Regions from separate parts of the Mus musculus genome. Here region 2 is linked to region 1. The links are chromatin loops, found by intact Hi-C in ENCODE. Cell type or tissue: heart. All regions are shown on one strand. Links, peaks and the distances in the headings refer to the core of each region. The heading gives the core; the rest is flanking DNA. Region 1 holds the start of Gm33280 (a long non-coding RNA gene). Region 2 has its middle 8.1 kb from the start of Gm33176.

What was found. Hi-C counts contacts between places; a loop is a spot of excess contacts. Peaks named below come from ENCODE experiments on the same cell type or tissue, not always from the same donor. Only the 100,000 strongest peaks of a DNase experiment are listed, where the experiment ranks them.
Region 2: it touches region 1 in a loop (2.2-fold over the local background); 1 of 42 quality-filtered maps calls a loop at or near these places.

The regions. Positions count from the first base shown.
Region 1 is chr1:36,131,482-36,139,814 of GRCm38, reverse strand. It overlaps Gm33280 (a long non-coding RNA gene), which reads right to left and starts at 7,830. Exons shown (of 3, transcript XR_003948643.1): 1 at 7,494-7,830; 2 at 4,952-6,928; 3 at 2,594-4,403. In heart, for the core only: a CTCF peak has its summit at 5,003 (motif pointing right); DNase peaks (open chromatin) are centred at 5,034 and 5,964; H3K27ac peaks cover 1,728 bases.
Region 2 is chr1:35,929,783-35,938,115 of GRCm38, reverse strand. No RefSeq gene overlaps it. Among named protein-coding and RNA genes, the nearest start is that of Gm33176, 8.1 kb to the left of the region's middle. In heart, for the core only: no CTCF peak of the experiment used is centred there; DNase peaks (open chromatin) are centred at 2,615 and 4,435; H3K27ac peaks cover 4,128 bases.

The sequences.
Region 1 (8,333 bases), core at 15-8,014:
CTACAGATCTTGGGCCAACAGCCAGGCCCCCAACTCTGGGACCCGCCCCCAACTGAGCCTGGGTGACCAATGTGGTGATGACCTTGAGAGGCAGCAGAGCAAAGCCTCCAAGTGTGCTGCAGACCCCTCACGGGGTTCCTCCAGAGGCCTGCAGGTTCTGCCCTCCCCTTGTCTGAGCTGCACGAGTGGAGCTGAACAGTTTGGCCGCTCCAGGATCAGTGCACACTTGAGACTGATGTGCCCTTGCTGAGGTGGCAGTCAAGGCCTGGTGCCTGTGGGGTGGAGGAGCTTAGTGGGCAGCAGAAGCTTCTACAGGGAAATGAAGCTTAAATACAACCTGGCAAAGAAGCGGGAGCTCTGTGTCGCTGTGTGTTTGGTTTTGCTTAGGGGGGGGACTGGTTGTGTGTGTGTGTGTGTGTGTGTGTGTGTGTGTGTGTGTGTGTGTGTGTGTGCATGCACCTACTCTTCAGGTGTCCTCTCCTCTGTTTGAGACAAGTCTTCTCTGATAGAACCCAGCAAATAAACTAACGAGCAATCCCAGAGATCTCCCGTCTCTGACTCTTAAATTTCGCTTGTTAATTCCTTATTGCTCTTAATGTGTCCCACATTTATATCTTTATTCTCAAGTTTTAATTATAAATGTATGAGTACTCAAGGCTCACAGCATGAAAGCTTGAAATATAAATCTCTCAGTGATGATCACAATGAGTATACCATACCTGTCACCTTAGACATCCGAGATGGTTTTCTAGCTGGAAGGTCATCTGGGCGGTGTCCACCATTACCCCAATTCAGCTCCAGCTCAGAGCTTCTCAAACCTTTCTCATCCTAGGCTCCTTCTGCCTGAAGAATTGTTTTTTTAAAGATTTATTTATTTCATGTATGTTTGTGCACTATCACCGTCTTCGGGCACACCTGAAGAGGGCATCCGGTCCCCATTACAGAGGGTTGTGAGCCACCATGTGGTTGCTGGGAATTGAACTCAGGACCTCTGGAAGAACAGTCAGTACTCTTAACCACTGAGCCATCTCTCCAGCCCCTGAAGAATTTTTATGTGTCCCTGAGTATAGAAAATAGGTACACACACTAGACATTTATTGATAGTAAATCATTGTATTTTAAAACATTGTCTGGTATAAACATAATTTTATCATTTGTATTAGTTACCTTTATATTGCTGGGATAAATCATGATGACCAGGCCAGCCTGGTCTACAGGGTGAGTTCCAGGACATCCAGGGCCACACAGAGAAACCCTGTCTCAAAACAAAACTAAACTAAACAACCCACAATGACCGAGGCAGCTTTCTTTTATTTGCGCTTATGGTTCCAGAGGAGTCAGAGCCTGTCATGAGAGGGAAGCATGGCAGCAGCCTGGAGCAGAAGCTGAGGGCTCACATTTTGAGCTGCAGACAGGAAACAGAAAACTAGCAATGGGGCAAGTGAAACCCAGAAAGCCTCCCTCAGTGACAGGCAGGTGCTCCGACATGACCACACACCCTACGACTCCCCACACAGCATCGCCAACTGCAGAGAAAGCAATCAAATGTGTCAGGTTGTCGGTGGTGTCTCATTCCAACACCCGCATTCCATTCCCTGGCCTCCCCCATAGTCTTGTGACCTCATAAAAATGCAAAGTTCGTGAAGTTGAACATCAAATGTCTCTTCTGAGACTCAGGGCGATGTGTAAAACCGAAAAGCAAATAACAGACTTCCCCCATACAGTGGTACAGGACATATATCACTGTTCTGAAAGGAAGGAGTCCGCACAGAGAACATACTGAACCAGAAAGGAAGACCGAAGCCCAGCAGGATGAACTCAGTTCTCTAGCCCCATGTCCTGTGTCAAAGGGCTTAGGTGCCTCTGCCCCTCCAGGCTTGCCGTCTGCAGCATACGTGCATCTGGTGGGCTGGCTCCACTTCGTGTGTGCAGCTCTCTTGGACAGCCATTTCACAGCCCCAACATCTTCCAACATCTCATCAAGCCACCACAGCACTCATTTAAGACAAAAAGCAAAGTTGTGTACTAATAAGGCCCATGTGCTAGTTTATCTAGTTAAATGTTAGCTAAATATTTGATGCTATGGGCTGAAGGTAGCTGTCGGTATTCACTTCACATAATGCATAATACAAATGGTAGATGTGTTAGAGCCATTTTCAGAAACCCCTGGAAATTCTATTCTAATTTTGTGTGTCTCTCTCTCTCTCTCTCTCTCTCTCTCTCTCTCTCTCTCTCTGTGTGTGTGTGTGTGTGTGTGTGTGTGTGTGTGTGTGTGTGTGTGTGTCTGACTCTCAGTACACAATGTGGAAGTCAGTGGGCTGACGGTCCTCACCTTCCACTTTGAGATTGGGTCTCATTCTCCACTGTATTTGCCAGGCTCCATTGGGAGCTGCTGGAAAGTCTCCTGTTCCCCATTTCCCTGTCAATGCTGGGGTAACAGATAGATACCCTTTGACATCTCCCTTTTCTGTAATGTGGCTTATAGAGATCTCAACTAGGTTGTCCGTCTTGTGCAAGAAGTACTTTAACCATTGAGCCAGTTCCCAAGCCCCATCTTTTCTTTCTGAATTTTAAAAGATGCAACTTGAGCAGCAGTTTTAAAATATTTTTAAGCTTGTGTGTATATGTGTGCGTTGTGAGCCTGTGTGAGTTTATGTGTACTGTGTGTATAGGTACAACCAGAGGAGGGTAGATCCCCTGTACTGCAGTTACAAGCAATTGCAAGCCCCCTGATATGAGTGCTGGGTCCTTTGCCAGAGGAGGCACTGTTAAGCCAACAAAGAACCAACACATCCAACCAATACAATACAAAGATGGGTTGATGCATGCTGGGAAATAGGGGTAGACATGTGTTAAAGGTGCATTTTCTGTACGTAAATCATTAAGTTTCATATGCAGTGTTCATTGGCTCTGTTCGGTGTCGCCAGTGCACGGTTCGATTGTTGTGTAGAACTAAGGCTGCAGTGAGCAGAGGCCATGTCACCAGAGATATCCTGAATTCATCACACTGGTTTGAGAATGCCTTATAGGAGTTAGCTTTCCTCTCAGAAATTGAACTCAAGTCATTAGGCCTAACGGCAGCTCTGTGATAGCTTTTCTTTTTAACACCCATTTGATTCAAACAGGAGGCTCTGACTAGAGGTCTGCCCTCTAGGGTTGCCTGTTAAGGTCAAATTAATCCCTCAGCCACTTCTCTCTTGGGCTCACACTCCAGACCACCGACCATATCACCCTTGAGCCTCGTCTGGACACAGAATGGCAACTAATGTCCTGTGTTTGCTGAAACCATTCAAATGATGTCAGGTTAAACCTGCCCACCCTGCCTCACCTCCTCCTTCCCGTGAGCCTCAGTGGAGAGGTCACCCCGTTTCCTGCCGCTTAGTCAGCTGTTCCTCCCAGAACAGTAATACAAAACTAGATTCTCTGTCTCTGTGTCTCCCCATCCCACCCCAGACTAACCTCAGAGTCTCTGTCGCCCGGATGGCCTTAAACTCCTAATCTTGTCCCCTTACTCCTCAAGTGCTGGAACCCAGGGCTCCACACATGCTAAGCAAGCTCTCCACCAACCTTAGTTCTCCCCAGGACCCACACCCATCACTAATCCTGGTTTTGCTTTTTCTGGGGTTTCCCCCCACAGTGCTGGGACTTGAACTCAGAACCTCTGCCATGCCGAGAACATGCCCTGCCATGACCTATGCCCCCAGCACACTGTCTTTTTAGAAACATATAAAGAAGGTCATAGCCACACACTAACACTTTTCTCATCGCTGCAACAAATGACAAGAGCCACCTAAGGTTTTACTTTGGCTCCCAGTTGTGCATCCACGGTAGGCAGTGAGGTTGTGCAGACAGGAGCTTGCCGCAGCTAGTTACATTGTAGTTTGGTAGAGTATGTCATACTGAGTGCCTCTTCACATAGTGCATCTTACTCTAATCATATTTACGCGCAACTATATACAGGCAGAAGATGGTAAAGGTCTACCTCCAAGGTCTCTCAACAGACACAATGTGCCTCCGCGTGTATACCCCAGAAACCGGCGCTTCTCTTCTTCCTACTGGATACATTGGGAGGAAAGTTAAGTAGAAACGGTCTAATGTGATTGTCATTAGGAGTGAGAAATCTGTACTACTCTTCAGAGAGTACACACAGTGCTTGGAAGGCAGGGGTTTGAGGAGGTTCTGAGGAAGCCAGATCCACTGTTTGGAGAGGGATGAGTGTGCACGTAGTCAGTGCAGAAGGCAGTAGGCTACTGTGCATTGTCAGAAGGGGAGTGGGTCTCACTCAGTCCAAGTGAAGCTGGGTTACTTAGTCTCTGTGTGTCCTCGTGGTAGGTCTCTTCCCTCAGTTTCCTCAGCAACTGGATCTTCAGGATACTGAAGTGCCTGGATGGCAACATCAAATTCTTCTCCAATGAATCAAAGAAAAAAAATCAAAAGGGAAATTTGGAAATACTGTGGTATATTTAAAGTGAAAATACACCACGTGAAACTCCTGAAATGTAACTGGGAAATGTCTAGCTGTTAATGGCCATGTTATAAACCAAGAGGGCTGTGAGCATCTGCGTGGTAGAGCATAAGTCTCTGAAGTCAGTCCTCAGCATGGAAGAGAAAGCCTCAAGTTCACTGCCAACTGAATGTCTTAATGAAATGCAAGAGTGTGCTAATTATTAAATGACAAAAGGGAAGGATAAGTATCAATGAAACTGAAATTACTTCCTAGAAAATGTCAAAATTGAGAAGCCTTCAGTAGACTGATTGGAGGGGGGGTGACGAGAGAGGGAGGGAGGGAGGGAGAGGGAGAGAGAGGGAGAGGGAGAGGGAGAGGGAGAGGGGGAGGGGGAGGGGGAGAGGGAGAGAGAGAGAGAGAGAGAGAGAGAGAGAGAGAGAGAGAGAGAGAGAGAGAGAGAATGAAAATATTCAAATAATCAAAAGTAGAAAAAGTTATTACTACCTATTCCTCAAAGAGCTATGGTAGTGGATGCATTGCAGTACCGGTGAAAGCCACAAGAGGGCATCAGCTCCCCTGAAGCCAGCGCTATAACGAGTAGCTCTGCTACTGTGCAGTGTAGATGCTGGGACCAGAACTCTAGTCCTGTGGAAGTTGCAGCAAGTGCTCTTCACTGAGCCACTCTCCAGCCCCTGCCACCTGCTTTTGGAAGAAGTATATACATTGACAATTGCAGGGCCTGTAAATGTGAAAACTATCAAAACTGACACAAAGAGACAAAAATAAAATCATGCAGGACCTAGAACAAAGAAGGAGATTGAAGCAGTGCTTATAATAATGCAAAAACCCACAACAAAGGGAATGCCTTTGCAGAGGTTAATTTTGTCAACTTGATTAAGAAGTATGCAGGAGGGTCCATGAGTTGGCTCAGTGAGGGACACACTGTTAGGCGAGCCTGACTCCTGAGTTTGATCCCTGGAACCCATGGAAAGATGAAAGACCCTTTCCTTTATGAACCGCTTCATAAAGCTGTTCTCTGATGCCCCTTTCCCTGCAACACCCTTGAGTCTCTATATGTGCACATGTGCAAACACACACACACACATGCACACATTTTTAAAAAGCACCTAGTATGTGGTGAGTTTTAATAGTCTACTTGACACAACCAGGAATACCTGGGAGGGGCTTCTCAAGGGATTCTGGGGGATTACGTAGCTTACATTAGCCGGTGGGCATGCTTGTGAGGGAGTTTCTTAATTCAGTGAACTGAGGTGGGAAGGCCACCCTGAATGTGGGGGACAACTACAAAAATATTAATTTCAGGGCTGAGGTGGAGGCCCTTCACTGAATGAGACAGAGTGAGCTCAGAACAAGCATGGGTGAATTACTCTCTCCCCCTGCCACCTCGATGGGCTGTGACCTGGGGTTTTGAGCCAAATCAACATTTTCTTCCTTAAGTTGCTTTTGACAGGGTGTCTTTATCACAGCAACAGGAAAAGAAACCAAGACTCCTGGGAGATTAGAGAAGCACAGATTTCCGTTCACTGGTGAATGCAGAAGTTGGGGCCTGTTGGAGGAAGGTCACTAGAGGTACATCCTTGGCTATATCTTCCCATGACCCCTTTTGATTCTCCTCTGTTTTTTCTTGGTAAGAAACAGAGAATCAGAAAGTAAACTCTGAAATTCATAATTAGTTGACATGTGTTTTGTGTGTGGGTACGCGTATGTGTGGGAGTGCATTGTCTCATGGTCTGTGTGTCACCAGGACAACTTGTGGGAATCAATTCTCCCCTGATATGGGCTCTGGGCTTTAAAGTCCAGTTGTCAGGCTGCTGTGTGACAGACTTTTCCTGGGGAGGCACAACATATGCACATCCACCCATCCCAGAAAGGGAGCCAACAACAACAACAACAACAACAACAACGGCAAAACCCAAAGACATAAAGTACACACCAAAGGGCATCAACTCAGAGTGACAACTGGATCAGAAGAAACACTTATGGTCCTGTAGGTGATACAGCTGTCCAGGCTGATGTCCCTTCTTTGCCGTTACTGTTGTGTGCACATGTGGTGAGTGTGTGAACACAGGCACGCGGTGCCACCCACGGGAGGGGAAGTGTGTGGAGAGCAGCTGTCTGAAGCGGTTCTTTCCTTCCACGGCGACATCAGGGAGCAGTCAGCTTTTCATTCTTGTCCAGGAAGCCCTTCACCTGCTGAGGATCCAGCTGCTCCTCCTTGTAGGCGTCCACCATTGCCCCCTACTAGAACTTAGTGTAATGCAGACAACTACCAAAATAATAAATTAGAGGTCTGGAGAGCCAGCTCAGTGGTTTAGAGTGCTGGCTACCCTCCCAGAGGACTAGGGTTCAAATCCCAGCACCCACGTGGTGGCTCACCACCGCCTGCAACTTCAGTTCCAGGGGATCAAACACCCTCTCTGGCATTCGTGGACACTGCACACAAGTAGTACACAGGCATACCTGCAAACAGAAGATTCATAACGTAAGATAAGAACTTAAGAAATCAATTTAAAATTGAAGTGACATTTCTGTGAGGGGTAGCGTGTGTGTCCCTGCCATTCATCCCGGCATGCATGTGAAGGTCAGAGAACAGCTTGCCAAAGCTGGCTCTTTAGCTTCTTTATGTGGCTCTCAGGAATTGAACTCAGGGTTGTCAGACCTGGTAGCAAGTACTGGCTGAGCCCTGTCACAAACTCACATAGACAGACAGACAGACAGACAAACAAACAAACAAACAAGCTCCTATTTGTCTTGAGTTCTGTGTGAGGCTATCTTTCCCTGATATCTCCTTATCCCCACTCCCACTCAGCTCACTGAGCCCTAAAGTGTGTCCCCAAGGCCCCTCCTAAGGTCCATGTCTCCTACTGGTACTTAGAGATGTCTCCATCGTTTCCATGGTCCCAGCCCACTGCCTCAGTGCAGCTGGCAGCTTCCAGCATCCTACTGACCACGGACCACAAGGCAAGGGCGGACCACATCTGCGGCCAGGCATGGTCTCACCCAGCATTGTTTTTTGCCAGGTTACCTTGGAGTCTGTCTGGCCTGCTCCTCATTTCACAGTGGGTTCTACCCTCTGGGTTTTATTGCTGATTGCAGATCACCCTGGCAGCCACTGAGGCCCAGAGGGCACTTCTTTCCTCCCCAGCCCCAGGTCTTTTGCAGTCTCCATTTGGCTGACTGCTACCTCTATGGGTCGATTTGGCTCCGCTCTGTCTGGAAGTATTCTTGTTCAGAGATCCTTCATGCGTCAGGTATCTTAGTTCTCTTTCAGCTATGCCCAAGCTTTCTCCCGCACCTAATGCAACAATGTTATTAGCTTATCAGTGTTCACTAAGTACAGTGGACCAAACTACTTAACATATGAGCCTGGTCGCTTTCTGGGTCCTAAAGCCTGACATTTTCTGAGATACTAGATAGTGACAGTGAGAGTGGGGTACCCGGCTCCCATCCCTAGTGGGACTCGCCCTTTCCCCAGCACATATAAAAAGCAATATTTGTGTTCAGGACTGGGTGCATACCTGTGGCTAGGCCATCCCTGTTGGAGAAGCGGGAATCACACAGGCAGACAGCTATGGTGCAACTCCCTGCCTCACCATGCTAGAACTAGCAAAGGAAATTCACTCGAGATTCTTTTTAGACTTAAGCAGTGCTGATGGGTCCTGAAGTTTAGCTGAGCCAGTGGAAGAGACAGGGGCAAGTGACTGTATTGTGGGCATTGCACTGAGCTGTGCTGAGTGCCCAGAGCACACAGGGTCCTGGCAACTAGAAACGGCCTTAGCCTAAGTCTTACCTTGGCTGGATGTGGATGCTCTGGCAAGGGTCCTGTTAAAATTTGACACCTGTTAAATTTGAAGGTGCTATGCTT
Region 2 (8,333 bases), core at 69-8,068, 200 kb after region 1:
CAAACAAACAAAAACAGAAAGCAAGCAAGCAAGCAAACAAACAAACAAACAAAAGTGATTACTGCTCTTCCAAAGGACCAGAGTTCTGTTCCCAGCCCTGACATTGGGAGACTCATACTTGCCTGTAGCTCCAGATGCAGGGGATCCAATGCCTTCGTCTAGCCTCTATGGGCACCTATACATGTGTCACAGGTACACATACATATAAAAATAAATAAACCCGGCACAACATCTTAGCACAATAAAAGTTGGAGACAGACAGACAGACAGATAATTTTGTATTGGGAAGATAGCACAGCCAGTAAACACTTGCTCTCTCTCTCTCTGTGTGTGTGTGTGTGTGTGTGTGTGTATGTGTCTGTGTGTCTGCTAATGTCAACCTCCGTTGTTCGTAATAGGTTGTTCATATTTTGCTGCTGCTGCTGCTGCTGCTGCTGTTGTTGAGACAGGGTCTCCCACTCACCTGGAGTTCACTAGTTTGGCTACTAGTCTGGGTTGCCAACAGCCTCAGAGATCTGTCCGTCTCTGCCTTCCTAGTGCTGGAATTAAAAAAAAAAGTGGAGACCCACCATATTTTTGTGGGTCTATTTATGAGTTTTCTAATTTCTAATGTGCTACCTCTGTCTCTCTCTGTCTCTTTAACTTGAGTTCTAGGGGTCAAAACTCAGGTCATTTTATTTGCTGGGCAAACTCTTGACTGATGACCCATCTCATCAGAATCTATTTAGAATCTATTGTACTATGTCCTACATTTCAGTCGATAATCTATTTTTGAGTTGGTTTTTTTATTAAAAAAAAAAACCAACCTTCCTTCCTTCCTTCCTTCCTTCCTTCCTTCCTTCCTTCCTTCCTTCCTTCCTTCCTCCCCCCACCTTCTCTCTCTCTCTCTCTCTCTCTCTCTCTCTCTCTCTCTCTCACACACACACACACACACACACACACACACATCCCAAAGCCCACCAGGCATATTTTTGTGGGTCTATTTATGAGTTTTCTAATTTGCTCTGTTGATTAATGTATCTATCTCTCTGACCATGCTGTTTTGCCTTCTGTACTAAAGCGTTAATGTCAGGCCATTTTCTGTTTTTTTCTGTTTTTTCCATTATCTTTATGTTTTTCCCCCTTATTTCAAGATTATTTGCTTTTCTGCTTTTCCATTTCTGGCTGAAGGCTCCATTTCTAGACTCTCCTGGCAGCTGCCAGCTGGTGTTGGTGTCCAGTGGCTTTCACCTGTTGCCTCTGCACACATATGTCAACGATGCTTTGTCTGACCTATTACTGATAACACAACATTTTTGCAGGCTTTCAGAAGTCCCCAGAGTCCCCTGCCATGGGATTATTGTAAGATAAAGTCTAACCCAAGCGGTTGGAGAGGAATCATGGGAGGCGAGGAGAGATGTTTGCCTGATAACAAGTCAAAAGCACCCTCTTTCACTTTCTTTTTTCTTTAGCTTTTCCTCTTCCTTCAAGTGGCAGTAATTCAGATGTGGTTCCAATTAGGACATATGGTAGAATTAATGAGTCCCTTCTAGTGTATATCATGGGCCAAATTCAGTATAGAGAGAACATGAAATTGTCCTTGAAGATTATAACACCAGCAGCTGTCACCCTCTCGGCACATACTAGATGTCACATAGTGGCTAACACATCCTATCCTCACAGTGACATGAAGGGTTGGCATTGTCTAATTCTGGAAGGGGATTGGAAATATATTTGAATAGAACATGATTTATTTGGTAGAGTGTTTACCTAATATGTATAACGTCCTCATAACCCATGCGTGGTGATACAGCCTGTAATTCCTGTACCTAGAAGACAGAGGCAGAAAAGCCAGAGAGGTTCAAGGTTATATTTGGCTTTATTCTAGGTCAACTTGGGCTGAGACATGAGTGCCTGTGTGAGTGAAGTGTGTGTGTGTGTGTGTGTGTGTGTGTGTGTGTGCGTAGAAACCAAGTGTTCAAATACACGAGTGTGTGTGTGTGTGTGTGAGAGAGAGAGAGAGAGAGAGACAGAGAGAGAGACAGAGACAGAGACAGAGAGAGCAAGCATGTATGTACAGGCACAAATATGAGTGTGTGTGTGTGTGTGTGTGTGTAATAGATTGCTTATGGGAAGGTATGTGTGTGGAAAGTGTATGTGCCTGTATAGGTATGCGTATGAGTGTGTCTATAAGAGTAGAGATGTCCTGGATCCTGGGGTTATCCGTGCTCCCAACTGAGCACTGTTGAGCACTGCCACCAACTTCAGGGTCAGAAGGATTATCCCCTGAGCCCTGGCCCACTCTGGTTCCCCAGATGTGAGGGTGAGTTAAATCACGGGGCCTTAGACTGCTGGATCTTGGGATGGTTTGTAAAGTAACAGTGGATATGGATAAGCAGAATGATCAGTTATTTTTTATATTTCCCAAATAGTAATGTGTCATGTTTAGGAAAAGGTTTCTATAAGGCTGTTTCAAATTAGAAAGGACAATGTCAGCAAACTGCGAGGGGGGAAAGATGCCCGAATCCCAGTGAGGCGCAGGGCTAGCTCATTCATTTGGATTCCATTCTCATGGGATGACTTATCCTTCTCCTGCTAACAGCATCACTGGTAACTAAAGTTAGTCTTGGCTCCAAAATCAGCATGTTATTTTAGAGCTCAAAGCAGGCAGTGAGCGAGCTGTTTGGGGACTGATGACAGCTCTGTCGGATTTGGCTGGCAGGGCCTTTTTTTTTTTTTTTTTTTTTTCTCCACTGTTGCTTGGGTGGCTGTAAGGAGCAGCCAGTGGCCGCCTTGGCGGTCAGCAGCTTGCATGGATGCCCAGAAGTCTTCAGTGGGTTATCAGCCACTTCAGCTTCTGTGGTCTGAGCTTCCTTCCACCCCCACACTCAAGCTGAAGTTCTAATTGCTGAGAGCTGAGAGTATGACCTTATTTGGACATAGGCTGCTTCTAAAATGAATTAAGCTGAAAGCAGGTCACTGTGCAGGCCCCCTACTCCAGTAAGAGCAGAGTCATGGCTGGGAAGGTGGCTCAGTGGGTAAAGTCCTGCCTTACTGGCATGAGGACCTAAGTTGGGATTCCCCAGCATATATATATGCTGGGATATATACATATTTCCGGAACAAACCCAACAAAATCTAGGTGTGCCTACATGCATCTTTGACCCTAATGTGTGGGGAGTGTGGAGGAAGAGAAGAGATGGCAGATCCTTGGAGCTGGCCAGCAGCCAGTCTAGTGGAATCAGAGAGCCCGAGGTTCCAGTAAGAGGACCCCGACTCAGAATAGAGGATGACCTCTGATGTCCACATACATACACATGTACACCCATACGCACACACAGGAGAGACTGGCTAACTGGTCCCCAGATGGAGACAGCTCTGCTACCACCTTGAATTTGGACTTCAGACTTAAGACAATACACCTCTGTTGTTGACGGCACCCAGAGCGAGTTACTTGCTTCTGGGAGTCCAAGAGATCCATGCTGCCCATGTAGGGGACACTTGTTGGATACTTGCCTACATTCTATGGTTTTACAAGTCATGACACTTTTGGATGCAGTCTGGAGAACAATGAGTGAGTCTATTAAGCACGTAGCAATCAAACGTAAAAGGGTAAAGGGTAACTAGCAGATTAAACAGACTGCAAAGCACCATCAAGTCAGGAGATTAAGACACCTAAGAGAGATGAGTGGGGTGGGCCTAGACGGAAACAAAAAGAGGCAGTGTCACCTAAACACCACTTACGGTATCCAGCAGACACAGACCGTGGAAGCCATGTTGAGGCGATCAGCTGGATGTCTTGGCTCAGGGTCTTCTTCTTTCTATGGATAAGAGTCCACCTTCTTGCAGGTATTTTTATATCATGGGATAAACGAAAGTGACATCTGTTAGAAAGGAAGCAATGTTTTTAACATCATTAACGGTTTGCTTTTTCTTTTTCCTTCCATGTCACAGACGTAGGAGGGAAGCTGCCTCAGGACAGAGAGTTTTAGATTTGAAACATGCGGGAGTCTAGGACAAGATAAGTAGGCAGACTCTCAGAGTCTGTGTTCAGTAAGCATGAAAGGCACATGATAGTTACTGATATGACACATAAGTGAAGTCCCTACTCTGATGATGAGGACCTGCCCCCTCCCACTGTGGCAGCCCAGAGCCACACTCTCTCCCCCCACCCCCTGCCATCCCCCAGTCAAAGCCCTTCATGTCCTCTGAGACTTTGCTACCTCTGGAGGCAGTCTTATATGGAAGTGACTCATCACGTCTCTGTCCAATGGGCAAGGTTTCCAGGTAGGACAGTTCGCAGCCCAAGGAGCAATTGTTTAGTTACGTGACTATGCGAAGTTGGATTGGGTCACTGCTCTTGTTTGGCTCAGTGACCTAGAGATCATGACCGTAGTGAGAGGTTGGCAGAGGACAAAGACTTCTGGGAAGAGGAAGAAGGCAGCTGAGGACAGAGGAGGGAGGGCCTGGGCTGCATCTGCAGTGGCTCCGAGCATCCCTGGGATCCATCCAGGACCACAATAGGATGATTTCTAGGGATCTGGCAGAGATGTGTTACAGGCTGATGATGTACTGGCCTTCCTCCAGTGACCTCTGGGTTAGCGAGGGATACCTTCAGAGATGTCCGGCAGCTACTGTGGGTCTGATATGCAGTGAATGAAATGACTCCACTTGTCAAAATGATAAAAAATATTTTATTGACTGGGCGGCAGGTGGGTAGTGGGCTGGGTGATAACTACAATGACCCTCTTCCCCCAGCCTTCCAGCAGTGATCTCAGTTAGATGCAGGCATATGGACCATGGTAGCTTTGGTTTGTTTTTCTGCACTCTGTGTGTGTTTGTGTGTGCAAGCATGCATATATGCATATGTGCATAATACATTACACATATACATATACATAAATGCATGTGTTTAGTCACATGACTATTGGGTTGGGTCACTCACTGCTCTTGTTGGCTCAGTGACCAAGAGTTAGAGTGAACTTAGTTGTCATTTCTCAGGTTCTACTCACCACCTTGTATTTTTAGAGACAAGGGTCTCCTATTGACCTAGAATTCATGAAATAGGATAAGCTGGCTGGCCAGCGAGCCTCTGGGATCTGCCTGCTTCTACTGCTTCTACCTCCTTAGGACTGTGATTATAAGTGTCTTTTTTTTTTTTTTTTTAAGATAGATTCTGAGAATTGAACTTGGGGCCTGTGATGGTTTGAATATGTTTGGCCTACAGAGTGACACTATAAGGAGGTGTGGCCTTGTTGAAGGAAGCATGTCATTGTGGGCATGGGCTTTAAGACCCTAGCTGCCTGGAAGGCAGTCTTCTCCTAGTGGCTTTCAGATGAAGATGTAGAACTCTCAGCTCCTCCTGCACCATGCCTGCCTGAATGCTGCCATGTTCCCACCTTGACTGAACTTCTGAACCTGTAAGGCAACCTCAATTAAATGTTGTCCTTTATAAGAGTTGCCTTGGTCATGGTATCTGTCTGTTCACATCGGTAAAACCCTAACTAAGACAGGGCCTCATGCTTGCAAGGTTAGAACTTTACTAGTTGGGCAGTATTATCATTGACTATTGTTTATGTGTGTGGGTGCGTGTGTAGAGACCAGGGGACAACTTTGTGGAGCTGGTTCTCTTCTCTCACCTTTACATGGGTTCTGGGGGTCGAACTCAGCTCATCAGGCTTGTGTGGAAAGTGCATTTACCCATGGAGCCATCTTACCAGCTCCTCATTGTTGATTGACATCTGCTCCCTTTGTCTTTCCTCCTCTGGCAAAGCCCTGGGTGGCCAAGGCCTCTGAGTTTCCTTCCTAGGATTTCTTGCTGTCATAGAGCTGTAGGATTCGATAGGCCATGTGTTCTGTATGGTTCTTTTCTTCCCATTCGTGGGCACAAATACTTGTGCCCTTGAGCCCTGGACCTCTGCTGGTATCCCTGCTATGACCATGTTGCTCATCTATGCTCTTCTTGCTGCAGGTTGGTGGAGTCAGGGCTTGTCTGGGATGGGGACGTTAGATTCTAGAAAATAGAGATGGGCAGCTGAGGCAGCCAATTGAAAGGCACTAGGAGAAAGTACAGAAGGGGTGTGGTCAGCAGCGGGCAGCAAGGCAGGAGCAGCAGAGGGGTTGAGATGGGAGACATAGGAACACCATCTCTCAGGGCCCGAAGAGCTGCCTTGACCTGGGCCACATGCATTAATGCCTCTTGAACAACTGCTCCTGCATCTGCATTCAGGGAGATTCCTTTCCAGAGTTGGGAAAGGCTGCCTGGATCCAAACCAGGAGTGGCTTCATTTCCATCAGATACCTAGTGGGACCTAGGGAGCCATTCTGGAGAAGTCTCTGCCTTTTTGGAGTGTAGGTTAGACTGTGAGGGGCTCAGTGAGTTGTCATGGGATGGGCATGGTGGGCACTAGCAGCCAGGACCTGCCTGGCCCTCTGTCTTTCCCAGCATTCTCTTTGTTCTTGTGTTTTTCTCTGCCCATCATTCTTTTTTTGGGGGGGGCGTTGGAGAGTGAGGGTTTCTCTGTATAGCCCTGGCTGTCCTGGAACTCACTTTGTAGACCAGGCTAGCCTTGAACTCAGAAATCCACCTGCCTCTGACTCCCAAGTGCTGGGATTAAAGGTGTGCGCCACCACTGCCCAGATCTGCCCATCATTCTTAGCTCTCCCAGTCTTTATCTGCCTGTCCTGTCTTCTTTGGTGTGTTTCACATGCATCTCTCTAGTCAGGCCCCAGTGGTTAGCACAGCCCGCCTGGGGCATCTGAAGACTGTCCAGACAGGACACCTGAAGGAGGGACACAAAGGGCCTGGGGCGTTCAGGGAAAGTTTGCCCCAGGAAGTCATCAAGATCCTGAAAGGACCAGAGCAGGGCAAACATGGACTCCGCCCAAGGTGAGTCACCCTTGGACTCACAGGTGTGATTCCTGAGAGAAACCTTGAAGCTTTGCTTATACAGATGTCAAACAGCAACCGTTTACGTGCACTTTAGGGGCGTGGCTTGCTAAAATATGCCAGCAGGTTAATAATTTTCTGAAGGTGTGAGAGAACAGGAGAAAATGTTTGCCCAAGAAGCATGTGTGCGAAAAAGTGGGCTTACAAATTCATACCATGCTTGCAATTTTGGTTTGCAAATGAACAGAAGTTACGTTCAAAACAAAACAAAAACAAACAAAAAACAACAACAAAAAGAGACAAGTGTGAAGCATATTAACATAGGAAAGGCCAGTCTTTACCTTAAATCCCTTTTTTCCTTTAAAAAAAATGTATGGGTGTGTTTGTGTGTGTGTGCTCGCGAATGTGTGTGCACATGTGCATACATGCACCCATGCTGTGTGCTGTACTGGCACATGTATACACACCTTGGCAGGGATGTGACTGCCAAAGAACAACTTGAGGGTGTAGATTCTCTCATTTCACCATCTGGGTCCTGGGGTCAAACTCAGGTCATCCAGAAGGAGGCCAACCCACAGGCCAAACTATATTTTTTATTAGAGATGACTATTTTAAAATGAAGAGGAAATGGAATGTTCTTACCATATTGGCATGTGTGGGTGTTCCTGAATTCATTCGTCCTGGCCTATAAACCTCCCAGAGAGAGCATGTCCAGACACAGCTTGTGCTGAACTCTCGGGCCAAAAAGAGACAGGTCAGTCATTGCCCTGGGGGTGGGGTATAGCCATCAAAAGGTTTTTACCAAGCACACGAATTGACAAGACAAGATGCTTGCAACAAAACCTGACACAGGTGGGCATCTGTATCTGTGGGTTTAGCATTTGTTAGCATTTCTCTGATGGAAGATATGTAGAGAATAATTATGTCTGTGTCAAACATGTATAGCTCTCTATCCTCATATCCCCTAAATAGACTGGTTTGTATTGTATCAGGTGTCGTAAGCAGTGAAGGGATTATTTAAAGCACCTGGGGTATGTATGTTTGTCATACGTGAACACTTGAGCACCCATGGACTTTGTCAACTGTAGAGGGGCCCGGAACCAATTGTCTGAAGATACCAAGGGATGACTGAACAAAAAGCAGGCTGCAGAGCAGATCACCCCACTGCAGGAGAAAGGTGACTTAATTGGTAAAGTACTTGCTTTGCAAACCCTGAGTTTAATGCCCAGAACCCAGGTCAAAATTCTGGGCATGGTGGTGAGCTCTTGTAACCACAGCACAGGGTGGACAGAGGCAGGGGGATCGCTGGGGTTCAGTGACCAGCCAGCTGAGCCAAACCAATGAGTCCAGGTTTATTTTGAGAGACTGTCTCAAAAAGTAAGGAATGTTGAAGCTAGGGAGATGCTCAGTAGCTAAGAGCACTTGCTGCTCTTGCAGAGGACCAGACTCCAGTTCTTAAGGCCCA